3 separate regions of the Homo sapiens genome follow, and all the other regions are linked to region 1. The links are chromatin contacts, found by Hi-C or POLR2A ChIA-PET in ENCODE. All regions are on one chromosome and are shown on one strand. The core of a region is the stretch at or near the end of the contact, and the rest is flanking DNA. Distances in the headings are between cores, read along the strand shown. Region 1 holds the start of PHKA2 (phosphorylase kinase regulatory subunit alpha 2). Region 2 holds the start of TXLNG (taxilin gamma). Region 3 holds the start of RBBP7 (RB binding protein 7, chromatin remodeling factor).

Evidence for each region. A loop is a pair of places that touch in the nucleus more often than their neighbours do. ChIA-PET counts read pairs that join two places held with the same protein, here RNA polymerase II (POLR2A). Pooled maps may share reads with other maps.
Region 2: a loop to region 1 is called in a pooled map, with 19 times the contacts of the local background. The contact joins the promoter of TXLNG here to the promoter of PHKA2 in region 1. A Hi-C loop is called at or near these places in 1 of 37 single-sample maps with no recorded cell type and 7 of 50 pooled maps. POLR2A ChIA-PET finds 5 or more read pairs at or near these places in 2 of 52 experiments (HepG2 and PC-3).
Region 3: a map of CD8-positive, alpha-beta T cell shows a loop between it and region 1 (17-fold over the local background). The contact joins the promoter of RBBP7 here to the promoter of PHKA2 in region 1. A Hi-C loop is called at or near these places in 3 of 168 maps with a recorded cell type or tissue (B cell, CD8-positive, alpha-beta T cell and naive thymus-derived CD4-positive, alpha-beta T cell), 1 of 37 single-sample maps with no recorded cell type and 10 of 50 pooled maps.

Annotation. Positions count from the first base shown.
Region 1 is chrX:18,981,196-18,986,034 of GRCh38, forward strand. It overlaps PHKA2 (phosphorylase kinase regulatory subunit alpha 2), which reads right to left and starts at 2,919. Exons shown (of 33, transcript NM_000292.3): 1 at 2,660-2,919. The coding sequence starts at 2,737. RefSeq lists enhancers at 2,721-3,221, 3,222-3,722, 3,704-3,753 and a silencer at 2,914-3,603.
Region 2 is chrX:16,783,881-16,788,719 of GRCh38, forward strand. TXLNG (taxilin gamma) reads left to right here and starts at 2,586. Exons shown (of 10, transcript NM_018360.3): 1 at 2,586-2,709. The coding sequence starts at 2,608. It overlaps LOC124905250 (a long non-coding RNA gene), which reads right to left and starts at 2,386. Exons shown (of 2, transcript XR_007068398.1): 1 at 2,190-2,386; 2 at 1,780-2,083. RefSeq lists enhancers at 1,982-2,181, 2,153-2,885 and a silencer at 2,932-3,371.
Region 3 is chrX:16,867,728-16,872,566 of GRCh38, forward strand. RBBP7 (RB binding protein 7, chromatin remodeling factor) reads right to left here and starts at 2,635. Exons shown (of 12, transcript NM_002893.4): 1 at 2,311-2,635; 2 at 1,349-1,493. The coding sequence starts at 2,326. RefSeq lists enhancers at 1,552-1,641, 2,651-3,329 and silencers at 1,862-2,201, 2,222-2,271, 2,602-2,911.

The DNA.
Region 1 (4,839 bases), core at 1,669-4,168:
ACTGTGAACACTAGTTGTGGGGGTGAATGGGTGCAATCCTGCACTTGTGGGCGCATGGCATTTCCCGGCAGAACTGTGCTGGGAGTATCCTGGTTAGCCAGAAGAGCTTGATGACACAGGAAGGGAAAAAGAGGGCAAACATGAGGGCTACTCACCAACTACCCCCAAAATAAATACAACTAAAGGCTCACACAACTTTTTTTTAATCATTAAAATGTTGGGGAGGAAAGTCCAATCTCACAGATTTGCTTTAATGAGAAGACAATTCTTTTGCTTCTGAGGGAAGGCAAGCCTGGATAGCTGGGTTATTAGGATGACTCAGGTCCTGCTGGAAGTCTTCTACCAACAAAGACTTAAGGGTACCTTTCATGCCTTTGGCCACTGCTTGATGCAAAGGAAGGAAACTGATGAGGTATCTGTACTTAGGATCTCTTGGCATCAATGGGGAGACATATTTATGCTCAAGGAATGCGGAGCTGTAGCAGGACCTTCAGGAAAGGGCGCACCATGAGCCAGAGTACTCCTGCAAGGACCACGAGGCCTGGGCACAAACGTGTGGCCTCTATCAAAATCATAACACCACCAAGAGCACCCATTATTTACTGTTGCCCAGTAGGTGCCAGACAAGATAGTAGGCACTAATTTTTTCCTTAGAAACACTCAGTGGAAGCAAGTGTTATTATCCTCACTTTACAGATGAGGGCATGGACTCAGAAGGGATCAAGAAAGGTCACACATGTCATTCAAGGCAGAGCAGGGGATTCAAACCCAGGTCTGACAAAAGAACCAAGCTTCATCAGCTCTCCTTAAAGCCCTCTCCATCACAGTCATGAAGGGAAAGGTTTTTCAACTTGGATTTTAAAACACTTTATAGATGTAATTAGAATATATTCCAAGGAAGAAGGGGAAAAATAACCTTGATTTGCCTGCCTACTTCTTCTGCTCTCAACTTGAACATCATCTCTTCCAGGACTCCTCTACTGCTCCCACAAACTGGGCGAGGGGTCCTTCCTCAAAGCTCTCAAAATAAAGACCATCATCCTTCATGTGCAATCTCAAAAGCCAGTAAGCTCTGAAAATTTAAAGTGTTTTCGTAAGTTTGCAGCAAGCTCTTTTGGTGGCAAAAGATGAGCCGAACTAATATGAAACTCTTTTCAGCCTTTACTGAAATTATGTGAATATTCATATTCTGATGTGGAAGTAATAACCTGTTTGATGAAGGGGTGCTGCCCAGATCTGGCTGCAGTTATTATGGTATATATAGTACGTTGTACGCATATTACCTTTCTAAAAGCCAAACATTTCTGATGGGCAAACCACAACTGGTCCAAAGGGTTTCAGATAATGGACTCTGAGGCCAGGTGCAGTGGCTCATGCCTGTAATCCCAGCACTTTTGGGAGGCCGTGGTGAGAGGATGACTTGAAGTCAGGAGGTCGAGACCAGCCTGGCCAACGCAGTGAAACCCCGTCACTACTAAAAATGCAAAAATTAGCTGGGTGTGGTGGCGCACGCCTGTAGTCCCAGCTACTCGGGAGGCTGAGGCAGGATAATCGCTTGAACCCGAGAGGCAGAGGTTTCAGTGAGCCGAGATCGCGCCACTGCACTCCAGCCTAGGAGACAGAGTGAGACCCTGTCTCAAAAACAAACAAACAACAACAAAGAAAACAGATTAAGGGACTTTGGACCTATACCTTATGCATAAATGTTACTGCACTACGATCATTTATTCTTGTAACCCCAGCACTTTGTAGAGTGCTTTGCATATAACAGATACACCACAAATATTTCCTAAGTGAGGAAACAAGGCTAAGAAATTAGTTAAGAAGGGAAAATGGTCAGTGCCTTGGAAATGACCATGGCTCCCAACTTGCAGGTCAGGCCTCTAACCCCTGAATGCCACTTCCTTCGTTGACTTTGAAGGCCCTATAAATAGTTGCTGTTGATTGAGGGCAAGAAACATAGCTGCTGTCTTCACTAGGAATAAAAATAGTTCAGTGGTCTTACACTGATGGACCCACACATAATTTTAGCCCAGGAATACAAAGCATAGCAGGCAAATTCATACCTCGGACCACATGGGCAGTGTCATAGGACCCTGTGAGCTTGGGAGCCTTTGGGTCTGACCTGCTACATGCAGTGACCTTTCTAGCCTCACAATTTTCTTATCTGTAAAATAGCAACCAAAGTAGCCCCTAAGGGCTTCCCAGGTGGGTCTCTACCAAGACAGCTCATGGGAGGGACGGTAGCTGTCGCCCCACACTGCAGAGTCCTGCGTAAACTTCAGGAGCTTCTTCACTCCTGTCTACTGTTCTCATTCAGTGTAGTCTGTCCAAACCCCCCACACCTCTTCTCGTCCAAAAAAAGCAGAGTCAATGCAAAAAGAGGCAGTTTGGACCCGGGCACGGAGGCGGCTCATTCTCATCCTGAACAATGGCCAAAGAATTCTGTGAAAAGTAGCCGTAGCAACAGTTAGGTCCCCTGAATCTTAAGGAGCACGGGGTGGCAATGGGGTGGTAATCACTGGCTAGCAAGGACTAGATTCAAATAGCAAACTCTTAATTGCAAGGTCTCAGGTCACAAGAGGGCCAGACCTGGGAAGGAGAATGAGTTACATGAGAGGGTAGTTCCACGCGTTCCCTGGGGGCGGTCCCTCCTTACCTGGTAACACAGGATGGTTTGCTGCACCAGCCGCGCGTACCCGTCCAAGCGGACCCCGGAATTGCTCCTGCTCCGCATCTCCCCGAGGCTCCCAGGCCGCAGCGCCCGATCTGCCGCGTGGGCGCGGGACGTCGGGGCTGTGGCCTCCAAGCGGGTCTGGTTCCCGGACACTCACAGCCTTAGTCGGTTCTTGGGATGGGACCGGGCCGGAGGAGGTCGAGACTTTTCTAAACGCTAGCCCCAAAGTCCGGTTGGAAAGCAAGCCAACCAGAGCTCCGCGCGGCGGGGAGGCGCGGGGGCGGGGACGGGGGCTGGAGCGACGAAGGTCCCGCCTCGGCCAGGCCTGCTGGGCTCCCGACGCTCGCGGGAGCAGCGGGAAACCAGGTTCCGGGAGTGGGGCGAGGACGCCCCTGCCAAGCCCCTTTTACGTCCCGGCGGTCGCGAGGAGGTCCCCCGGGCGCGAAGAAGACGCCAGCCCACCCCAGCCGCCGGGGAGATCGCCCAGGCCGCGCTCAGCCCCGCCCCTGGCTCTGCCCCCGCCGCGGAGCGGAACCCTCCAAGTCGCGGCCTGAGGAGGAAGGAAAAGGGGGCGGCCCGGGAGAGCCGCTGCGAAATCAGCAACGGGCGGGAACCAGGTTGCCTCCCTGAGTCCCTTCTCTCCCCGGCCGGCTGCCAACCACAGCCAAGGCCAGAGAAACAGGCCCTTCTGCCGCGGCCACCTGGGCGCCTTGGACCCGCCCTCCGGACTCGCCCCCGCCCCTGCCGCGGAGTGGAACGTTTGGAACCCTGAGGGGCACAGGTAAGGGGGCGGCCCCGCCCCGCGCCCTGGAACGACCTCACGGCCCCGCCCACATCCCCGCCCCTGGCCCCACCTCCGCCGCAGAGCGGAACCCTCAGAGTCGCGGCCTCGGGGGGGACGAAAAAGGAGGCGGCCCGTGGGAGTCTAGGGGAACCCGGCTTCGGGCGGCGGACGAGTTGGCTTTCCTGCGTGGTAGTGTGGAGCCCCCCGAGACGGGTGCCAGTCCCACTCGAGGCCGGAGAAAGAGGGCCGCCTACCGCGGCCGCCTGGGCACCCCTCTGAGGGCCAAGATTGTAGTCCCACCTCTGGCCCCGTCTCCGCCGCCTAGCGGAACTGGAGTAGCGGGACCCAGCCCGGAAGAAAAAGGGGGAAGGCCCGGAGAGGTGCCCCAGCGACACCTCTGGCGCCTGTGACCCCGCCCCTAGCCACTTGGGCGCCGCTTCCTCGGGCAGGTTCGCAGTTCATCTCCCACGGGTCTACAGCTTGAAACTTGGCATTCATTATAATGTTTCGTGGCTGCTGATAACCTACAGTTCACAATCTTCGGCCTGGTATTCATTGTCCACCAAAATCTGGCCCACATAGGAATTTACTGGACAGCTAGACTAATGCAATCAATTTCCGCAAGCTCTTTTCCAGTCTCCATGCATTTACTCTATGCTTGACCCCTTCGGCCCTTCTTCCTCCTCCTTGACTAACTGAAGCCTATCTTTCCCTTAACGGCCAGCTCAGCTCCTCTATTAGCCTTCCCCATTTTCTGAATTTCTGTAGCCATTGGTTTAGTAAGAGCTTAGGACTTAGAGTCAGTTCATTTTGAGTTCAAATGTCAGTTCTGTCATTTACAAGTCGTATGACCTTTGGCATCCCGTTTTACATGTTTGAACTTAAGTGTTCTCATCTGTAAAATGGAGATAATCATAGCACCTACCTCACAGGATGACTTAAGATCAAGAGGATGAATATAAAGCATTTAGCACAAGCCTGGCTAGTAGAAAAATACTTAATAAATCATAGCTAATTTCGTTGTCACTTGGCCACAATGTATTGCCTCCTGTTGTTATTTATGTTTTCATGTGTGGATGAGGCATATTTTCCTAATTGGAATGTACGTTATTCATTGAAACAGTCTTTTGGTATCTCCTACTATGCCTGGTACAGTGTTGAGCATATAGTTGGAGCTCAATTAATGTTGCTCGCATGAGTAAATGAAATCAGTCCTGCTTAGCTGCGTTCCCTTATGTTTGGTCCTTAACCAAGTTTATATTAGATATTCCAGAACATAAATCTATGGCTTTACTCTGTCACTCAACTAAAGCACCAAACCCCACATCAGCTCACATATTACTTCATATAATACTTTGTTTTCTTAATATTGGCTTTT
Region 2 (4,839 bases), core at 1,336-3,835, 2.2 Mb before region 1:
TTAGCCGGGTGTGGTGGTGCACGCCAGTAATCCCAGCTACTAGGGAGGCTGAGACACGAGAATTCCTTGAACCTGGGAGGTGCAGATTGCAGTGGGCTGAGATCATGCCACTGCACTCCAGCCTGGGCGACAGAGCAAGACTCTGCATTAAAAAAAAAAAAAAAAAGAGGCCAGGCACGGTGGCTCAGGCCTGTAATCCCAGCACTTTGGGAGGCCGAGGTGGACGGATCACAAGGTCAAGAGATGAAGACCATTCTGGCGAACGTGGTGAAACCCCCTCTCTACTAAAAATAGAAAAATTAGCTGGGCGTGGTGGGGCGCGCCTGTAATCCCAGCTACTTGGGAGGCTGAGGCAGGAGAATCACTTGAACCCGGGAGGCAGAGGTTGCAGTGAGCCGAGATTGGCCACTGCACTCCAGCTTGGGCAACAAGAGCAAAACTCTGTCTCAAAAAAAAAAAAAAAAAAAAAGATATGCATTTAATTCAATTAAATATTTTTCATTTCTCTGAAGGCTTGGGGTTAATGGCATAGTTCTTTTCTTTTCTTTTTATTTTTTGAGACGGAGTCTCGCTCTTGTTGCCCAGGCTAGAGTGCAATGGCGTGATCCCGGCTTACTGCAACCTCCGCCTCCCGGGTTCAAGCGATTCTCCTGCCTCAGCCTCCCTAGTAGCTGGGATTGCAGGCACGTGTCACCACGCCTGGCTAATTCTATTTTTAGCACAGACCGGGTTTCACCACGTTGGTCAGGCTGGTCTTGAACTTCTGACCTCAGGTGATCCGCCCGCCTCGGCCTCCCAAAGTGCCGGGGTTACAGGCGTGAGCCACCGTGGCCGGCCTCTTTCCTTAATAAAGATAACTTTATTGATTTTTTTCATTCCATACATACTTAAACAATATAGAAAATCATGAAATTTGAAACCAGCCTGGGCAACATAATGCCCCATCTCTAAAAAAAAATTTTTTTTTGAGGAATAACTTACTTTTGTGTGTGTGTGTGTGATGGAGTTTCTCCTCACCCAGGCTGGAGTGTTCAATGGCACGATCTTGGCTCACTGCAACCTCTGCTGCCCGGGTTCAAGCGATTCTCCTGTCTCAGATCCCAAATAGCTGGAATTACAGAAGCCCACCACCGGCTGGGGGCGGTTGCTCACACCTGTAATCCCAGCACTTTGGGAGGCCGAGGAGGGCAGATCAGGGGGTCAGAAGTTCAAGACCAGCCTGGCCAACATGGTGAAACCCCTCTCTCTACTAAAAATACAAAAATTAGCCCAGCGTGGTGGCACGTGCCTGCAATCCCAGCTACTCGGGAGGCTGAGGCAGGAGAATTGCTTGAACCTGGGAGGCGGAGGTTGCAGTGAGCTGAGATCGTGCCACTGCACTCCAGCTTTGGGTGACAGCAAGACTCCGTCTTGGGAAAACAAAAACAAAGAAAAAAGAAAAGCCCACCACCACCACCATGCCCGGCTAATTTTTGTATTTTTAGTAGAGACGGAGTTTCACTGTGTTGGCCAGGCTGGTCTGGAACTCCTGACCTTGTGATCCACCCGCCTCGGTCCCCCAAGGTGTTGGCATTACAGGCGTGAGCCACCGCGCCCGGCCTCATAATGAATTATTTAAGACAATATATCAGGATTTCATGATGGTCTGTGCCTTTCAGAAGCTCGGCCATTGGAGATCTGGTTCCATCAGATGGAAATAGGGAATATTCCTGAGGAAATCTCCCCTCTCCCCCCCAACATCATATCAATAAAAAAAAAAATTCGGTTCAGCAAACCGAGTTTGTTGAAAAAATTTAGGTAATGAAACGAGTAAATGGGGTGGGAGAAAGCAGGATACATTCAACATGAATGAAGTGCCAAGTAAGTGTGCAGAAGCCGGGGCGGTTCAACCAAGGTGAATAGAATGCGGCACCTATCCCGCGGGAGCTCGGGACAAGTAAACCGTGGTAACAACTCTGGTGGAGGGGCAGGGCTCGGGGCAGGTGCCCGAGCACGAAACTTCAAATTCTAAGAGCCAATACACCTTCCGTCTTGAAAGTCGTGAAGTATTTTCCCTTATCCCCAAATCATTCGCGCCCAATTCCTAAGAACGGCAACAAAAACAAAAACACAAGAATGTGTCGCCGATCGTGCTCCTTCTCAAACACGGGGATATTTCTAAACTTTCCGCGAAAGATCATAACGAGTACCTTCCTATAGCCAGACATCGCCCCCAGAAACCGCAAGTCCCACTAGGATGCACACGAAGCACACTGGGTGCAGCACTCTCCCCTTTTCAGAACGCCGCCTTATGTCCCAATCCCGATCCGAGCCTGCGAGCTGTGGCCGCACGCCCTGCTGGGACTTGTAGTCCACTCCCGAGTCCCATTCCCGATCCGCGCAGACTCACACGGCCTCTATCTGCCCTTCGGTCTTGCTGAAGCCCAGCCCAGTATTCAATGCTCCCCATCCCCATCTCGCTCCGTCCCCTCGGGGGCCAACCTCCTCCGGTCACGTGGGAAGTCTCACATGCGGCGATTGGTCGTGGGGGCTCGGGGGCGGGGCGAAAGGCCCTGCGAGATTCTGTGCCCCTTGTCGGGCCGCTTGTTTGGCTGCTGCCGTCACCTCATGGCGACGCGGGTAGAGGAGGCAGCGCGGGGAAGAGGCGGCGGCGCCGAAGAGGCGACTGAGGCCGGACGGGGCGGACGGCGACGCAGCCCGCGGCAGAAGGTCAGTCAGGGGGACGCCCTCGTTGTTGTCGGGCCCGGGGGATGTTTGGGCTCCCTTTTTCAGGGTCCACCTCTTCTCTCTCCCTGGTTACCTATAGCCACGGGACGAACATCCGGTCTTCTTCCCTCCCGGGGGTGACGACAGTGGGAGCAGGTGGGGGGGGGTGGGACCGCGATGGATGGGGTGGGAAGGGACGACGGTTGGGGTTTGGCGGCGCGCGGCGGGGAAGCCGGGAGGGAGGGCAGGGGGCGCACGCGGTTCTAAGGGAGAAGGGGTGCGAGGCGGGGGTGCGCCAGGTGTGACAGCCACGTGCGGCCAGCACCGCGGGGATCCGGGCGCCAGGCGTTCCTTCTCCCAGTCACCGCCGTCACCGTGCTCCCGGCGCTGAGCGCCGCCGTCCGGGGGCTCGCTGGGGTCGTGGGCTCGCCCTCCTGGCGTCGGGCAGGTGCGCAGGGCGCGCTGCGGGGTGCCCCCGGGCTGCTCAGGCTAGGCTGTTGCGCAGTAAGATAACCGCGCGGGAGCCGGGGTGTGCTTGGCCCCCCTTCCCCCGCCCCCCTGCGCTCCCCGCCACTGCGCGGGCGGGCAGGCGAGCGGGTGAGTGTCGCAGGGCCGGTGCGAGCGGGACGCTCGGCCCCCGGGACCTAGACCCCGGGGCTCCGAGGGCTTGGCTGCACGTGGGGCCGGGGATGGATGGGGAGGCGATGCTGGAGGACCTCGGTCCTGCAGAGTTGGGATATCGCATGATAGCTGGTCCTCCCAGTCCTATTTACCACCCTCCTCTTTTTTCCCCTCTTTTTTTTCTTTCATTTATTATTTTTTTAATTTGATGAGTGGAAACTTGAATGCCTTCCCGACCCTGGCCTTGGGTCTTTCTTAATCTGGGAAACAGGCCGGACTGTTCCCCTTGCCTTACTTGACTCACGTCAAGGAGTTTTCAGTCCCTCCCTAGATACAGGAAAATTGAGACCTCTTTCAGAACGGGACAATTCCACTTGTTCTGGAGCTCAGTGGGTGGAGTTTGAAAAAGATTGCACAACGAACGGGGTACAGGGTTTTCGGGGCCCTGGAATGGATAATTGCGGGGACTGAGACTGGGAAGGTGGGAACCCCATCTCTTTTTTTCCTTGCAGGTGAACATACTGAAACGTTCGACTTGTTGGATATCTTGCTTGATCACCGAGGGCTATTTAATATTACTTAATTATGTATTTGAACACTCTTAACTCCTGTATGAAATTACGAAATAATATTTTTCTAATGCAATTCATAAACTTCAAATGGGAGAACAAAGGTCCAGTTTACGTCTGAGCAGAGTGTTAAGAATTAGCTTTTTGGGGCCTGTTTCTAAGGTCAGGTATTTTCATGTTTCTGCATGACAGTGTTACTACTTCTCAATTACCTCTCTTTCTTTCTCTCCCTCTCTTTGTATTCTAAAAGAAAGATCCAGTGCTTGCAGGACTGAAAAAGAAGCTGTGGACCAATGTCCTGTAAGGGATTCAACACCATCACTTTGGACACTTCACTTATTCCCTAAGGGTGGAGTGCCAATCTCAGTGTTTGATTTCGTAGGTTCCCCAGGGGAGGAGGACTCTGATAAAAAGCCACTGCAATTGAGGATATAAGTTCCCTTTTATGACACTGGGATAAGGACAAAAAGTCGTTGAATTAGGAACTGAGGTTTAATCAACTAGCATTTAAAATAACCAAGATAGGAGGTAATGACCCTTTGAGGTGCAGAGCTCTGGTTAACAGCTGGATAGGAATAGTCATGTGTGTGTCTACTCATTTTTGTTTATGTACCTCATACTCCATTCTTCTTTGCTTATGCTCTTCTGAGCATCTTTTTCTTTTTGATTTCTAACTGACAGTGACGGCATTCAAATACATGGTAAAATATTAATCTTTGAATTTTCATTTAACAAATTGGGTGAATTATCTTGTGTTTGCAAGAATCATTTTTAAGCCAGCTATGGTGGCATGCACCTGTAGTACCACCTAGTCAGGAGACTGAAGCAGGAGGCTAGCCTGGGCCGCAGAGTGAGACCCTGTCTCTTAAAAAAACAAACAAACTTGTTGTGTTTTTTTTTTTTTTTTTTGAGTCAGAGTCTTGCTCTGTTACCCAGGCTGCAG
Region 3 (4,839 bases), core at 1,385-3,884, 2.1 Mb before region 1:
AGTGGTGCGATGTTGGCTCACTGCAACCTCCGCCTCCCAGGTTCAAGCAATTCTCCTGCCTCTGCCTCCCTGTAGCCTGTAGCTAGGACTACAGGTACACGCTGCCACGCCCGGTTTTTTTTTTTTTTTGGTATTTTAGTAGAGATGGGATTTCACCTTGTTGCCTGGGCTGGTTTTGAACTCCTGAGCTCAGGCAATCCGCCTGCCTCGGCCTCCCGAAGTGCTACGATTACAGGCGTGAGCCACCGCACCCAGCCAAAATTAGCTTATTATTTTTATAACTTGTTGCAAAATCCTCTTTTTAGGTTAGAGTTTCATTTAATCCTCTTTAAATTATATGTCCGCAACACCCAAATTTAAGATGCTTGTTTTTTGTTTCTTTGAGAGACACGGTCTCACTCTGTTGGCTAAGCTAGAATGCAGTGGCGCAATCATGGCTCACTGCAGCCTTGAACTCCTGAGCTCAAGCTAACCTTCCAAAGCACTAGGATTACAGGAGTATAAACCACTGTGCCTGACCCCATATTTAATACACTTTAAAAGTACATGGTCAAGTTCCTACTAGAAAAGGTGCAAGTGAATGAGAAAGGCAGTCTAATGCAGGGACCAGCTGTGTGATCTTGGGATGGCACTTAAACTCTCACTCCCAGTTTCCTTATCAGTAAAACAAGGATGATGAAAAGTACCTACAGCATAGTACTATTATGAGGATTACAACAAACAACAGGACGTAGATTCTTCAGATGTGCCAGGCCCTGTTCTGAGTGCTCAATAAATGCCAGCAATTATTACCAGAGAAACTGCAGATGTAACAGAAAAGAATACTCTTATGAAGACTAACAGCAATCTCAAAGTGTATTCCATAAGCCGATAACATCTTTTCTTTGGTCAATTGTTGACAAGGTCTTTTTCCCTTTACCAATTAAAATGTATTTATCTTGGATGACTGTTACGTGTGTTCACTTTGTAAAAATTTATCAAGCCATACAACACTTAAGATGTGTGAACTTTTCCGTAAATATTCTATTTTTCAGTAAAGTTTTAAAGAAACGCATTAGTTTGGGCCCAGAAAGATGCTGCTCTACATTCAAGCCCAGGAAATGTCAAATATATTCAGTGCTTCCTCCAAACACGATTAATCTCACAACAGCTTCTTTCTCCCCTTTTACCACCACACTATACACCAGAAATCATCCCACAAATCACGTAAGTTTTGAAAATAAAAACCACCTGCCACCTCATGCAAGGGCTGATTACATACTTATGTTCTATGCATAAAACGCCAAAACTAGGAAATTCAGAACGACAGTTAAATTTAAACAAAATAAAAGTTGCCAGAAACCCTTACTTAGTCACTTCAGGAAGCCACTGAACGGTAAGACTGGGCCACTGAAGAGCATGGGTCATAACCAGGTCATATAGAAACGGTGTATTCTTCTTCCAGATTTTATATTCTTCATTGATGACACGCTCCTCCACAGTATCTTCAAACACTGAAATTTGGAGAAAGCCCACACGATTAAGTGGCTGAGATAGATCAAAGTCAGAAATTGGAGGTCACCTCAAGATGGCCACACCTCATGTACTCTTTCCTTTTACCTCTAATTTGGACACGGACAACTAACTGCTCTTCCAGAAGGTGGAGAAAATACTAACAATCAGGAAGCCTATTTTTTCCATTGAGATCAATACCCCCTGCGTACACCATGTTGGGTAGTCAATTACACGGACATGGAAATTGTTTACCCTGTTACAGCTGTTCGCACCTGTTCTAAGATGACGACCTGTACGTACAGGGGCTGCGCGACCCAGTCGGGAAGACAAATGCACGTGTAGCAGAAGCCCACAGGCCTGGTCTCTCCAATCCCCATCAGGGGAGGCCCCAGCTCCCACGACGCCCGCCTCGGCAGCCATAGGCCTGAGGACCCCAGCAACCCCCGGACAAGGGCCGCGACCCCGAGGCGGTCAACGCGCGCGCGCGCGTAGAAAGAGCCGCGGCGCTCGCTTCCCAGCGGCGGGGGCCGCCTCCGCCCCGGGGCCGAGGGCGCCGGAGGGAGCGCAGCCGCTGGAGGAGGGAAGGGAAGAGGGGGGCCCAGCCCTCGGCCCCGCGCCCGGCTCCGGAAGTGCTCGGAGCCCTCGGCGCGGCGGTCCCGTCCCGCGCAGGCCCCTCGAGGCGCGCGCCCAGTCTCGCGCCCGGCCCCGCCCCCTGCTCCGCACGCCAATTCGCGCCTTTCGCCGGCGCGTGCCGCGGCCTCGCGCGCCCGCCGCCCCCCGCGGCCCCGGCGCGCGCCGCCCCGCAGGGCCTCTTACTCTCTTTACTCGCCATCTTGCGTCGGGTCGTTCGCCCCTCGCCGCCGCCTCGGACTCCTCTCGTTAGCCAAGAGCAGCCCGACCGCTGGCGCTCCTGCCTTTCCCAAGCGCGTCACACTCCCCACTGTCGAAAGCCCGGGCCCCGTCTTGCTGCCTGGGTGCTCCCCAGACGCCGCGTCCTTCTTTCCTGCCTCCTCCCCGCTCGCGGGTACCGAGGTCTGAGGCGCTCTTCTCTCTCTCTCCAAACTTGGAACGAGACTTTTCAACCCGCGCCTCCCAGCCCGCCCAGGCAGCTGAGCGCAGGCGCATCCGCCCTGGGAAAAGTGAGAGGAGGCGGAGAGGCGGGTCTGGGAGCCAACGGCTCCGGCGCCGAGACCAATGACGCGCGGCGGGCGGGTTTCACGCGGCGTTCGGAGGCGGGCTTCTGGGGGTGGGCGGAGCGTGCCGCGGCAGGAAGTTGGCGATGCGCAGGCGCGAGGGCTCGCCCGGCGCTCCCAGGGCCGGCCGCGGAGGCGGATGGGGCGCGCGGGGGCGGGGCGGATGAGGGCCCGAGGGGGCGGGGCGGATGGGGGCGCGCGAGGGCGGGGCTGATGGAGGCGCGGCTGGCCGGCTGAGTGGGGGCCGCGAGCCCCGGGGCGGCGAGCCTTGGGGCCCGCGGGGCGTGGTTGCTTGTAGCGGCAGCGGTGGTGGGGGTGAGAGGGGGGCAGGGAGGCTGCCGCCGCTTAGCCAAGCAAAATCTCAGAGCAAGAGGGGAAAATGGTTCCTGTTCTCGAGAGATTACTGTGCCTTCAAAGTCTCCCTGATAATCACGGACATGCAATTCTCTGCACCCCTGAAATGTTCTCCTCCAGCCGACTGGCCTTTCCTGGGGCCCGGTCGGGCCGAGGTGGGGCTGGTCTCAGACGGAGGAGAGCTTTTGGAGAGGCCGCGGGCGTTTTCTGCCTGCAAAAGCCGCCGGGCCGCCCTGTTAGGCTAAATGTGCAGCCTGTGGCGGCACAGGCCGCCGGCGGGCCGAAGCCGATTTACACTGTTACATTTTAATTTGTTCGATGTTTGGGTCCTTAAGATGATGGTTTGCGGCCTCTTCGCGCTTCAGGGGATTTTGTCCCTGCACTGGCGTTCCTTTCTCATCCCAGCCCCGGCCCCTGCTGAGTCATTTTTGTCACCTGCAGGGGTCCCAGCGCGACCCCACCCCAAGCTGGCGGAGCTGGAGAGAGCAGGGCTGAACTACCCTGGGCCTGCTTACCTGAGCCCTGCTCTGCTCAGGAACTTCATAGCCCCTGAGGAGTGTGTCGGGGGAGGAGAAAGCTGGCTGCAAGGCCAAAAGGGAAATAGAAGAAAATGAGGGCCAGGAGCAGAGGGGACGGAGTTGGGGGAGGCGACCAAGGTGCCTGCGTGCAAAGGGAACCGAAGTGTACGTCCAGCTCCGGGAGAGGCTCCTCTTGCAAAAGCACCCCCGGAACATTTGCTGCCTTGATACCTTTCCAAGTGCCTTCATGCTCAGATGCTATCTTGCAGATGCCGCTGTCATGCCCACTTTTCTGACCGGGACGCAAACCCAGACGTTAGTCAGTGGCAGAACCAGTCACATTCCCTTCTGTAGATATTTACTGTGTTGTTTCCGATACAATACCGTTCATTATTATAACGCCCTCCCCCCATTCTGGGTCAAGGAATCTTGTTAGTGCCTAAGGCTGAGGGGGTGGCTAGAGAGGGAAGAGAGTTGGAAGGGTGTTTAAGCAATACAGCCCTCATATTCTAGGACATTAGTTGGCAAGACTTTTTCTAAAAGGACCGAGATAGTAAATATTTTAGGCTTTGGGGGCAACTGCTCGACTCTGTCGCTTTGCAGCGCAAAGCAGCCATGGAAAATATGGATGCATTTGGCTGCGTTCCGATAAAACTACAGACACTAAAATCGTTTTCACGGGTCACAAAATCTTTTGATTTTTTTTTTCTATCACTTGAAAACGGAAAAACCATTCTCAGCTCGAGGGTCATACAAAAACATGTGGTGGGTTAGATTTAGTCGGAGGACTGTAGTTTGCCCACCTTGTTCTAGAATAATTGTACCTTATGGCTCTGCTTCAAAGAGAACCTCGTGTGCAAAGCAAGAGGCGGCTTGGGAGATGATTTGTATCCCTTTAATACAGTGTACTCATTTCTGACAAGTAGACATGATTTCCAAAACCTATTAAAAGAAATGTTTAAAGGACTGAAAGAAAAGAAATCTTCCCAGACGACTTGGCTTTAAAATCTTGATACTGTTTACCTCAGTGAGGGTCAGAGAAGGAAATATGGAACAAATATTTTGGGAATTTCTGAGAATATTCACACACTATCATGCATTTAATCCGAAAGTGTCATGTACAGCATATTTCATTAGTTTTGCATTTTTGTTGTTGTTAAATTGAATCTGTCAATTCTATTTAATTTTTTGGCCTTTTTTCCATACTACTTTTTTTGCATTAAAAAAAGTGATATGTTTTCTCTCTTGGATTGCTTAACTGTTGGGTTTGTTTTGCCTTT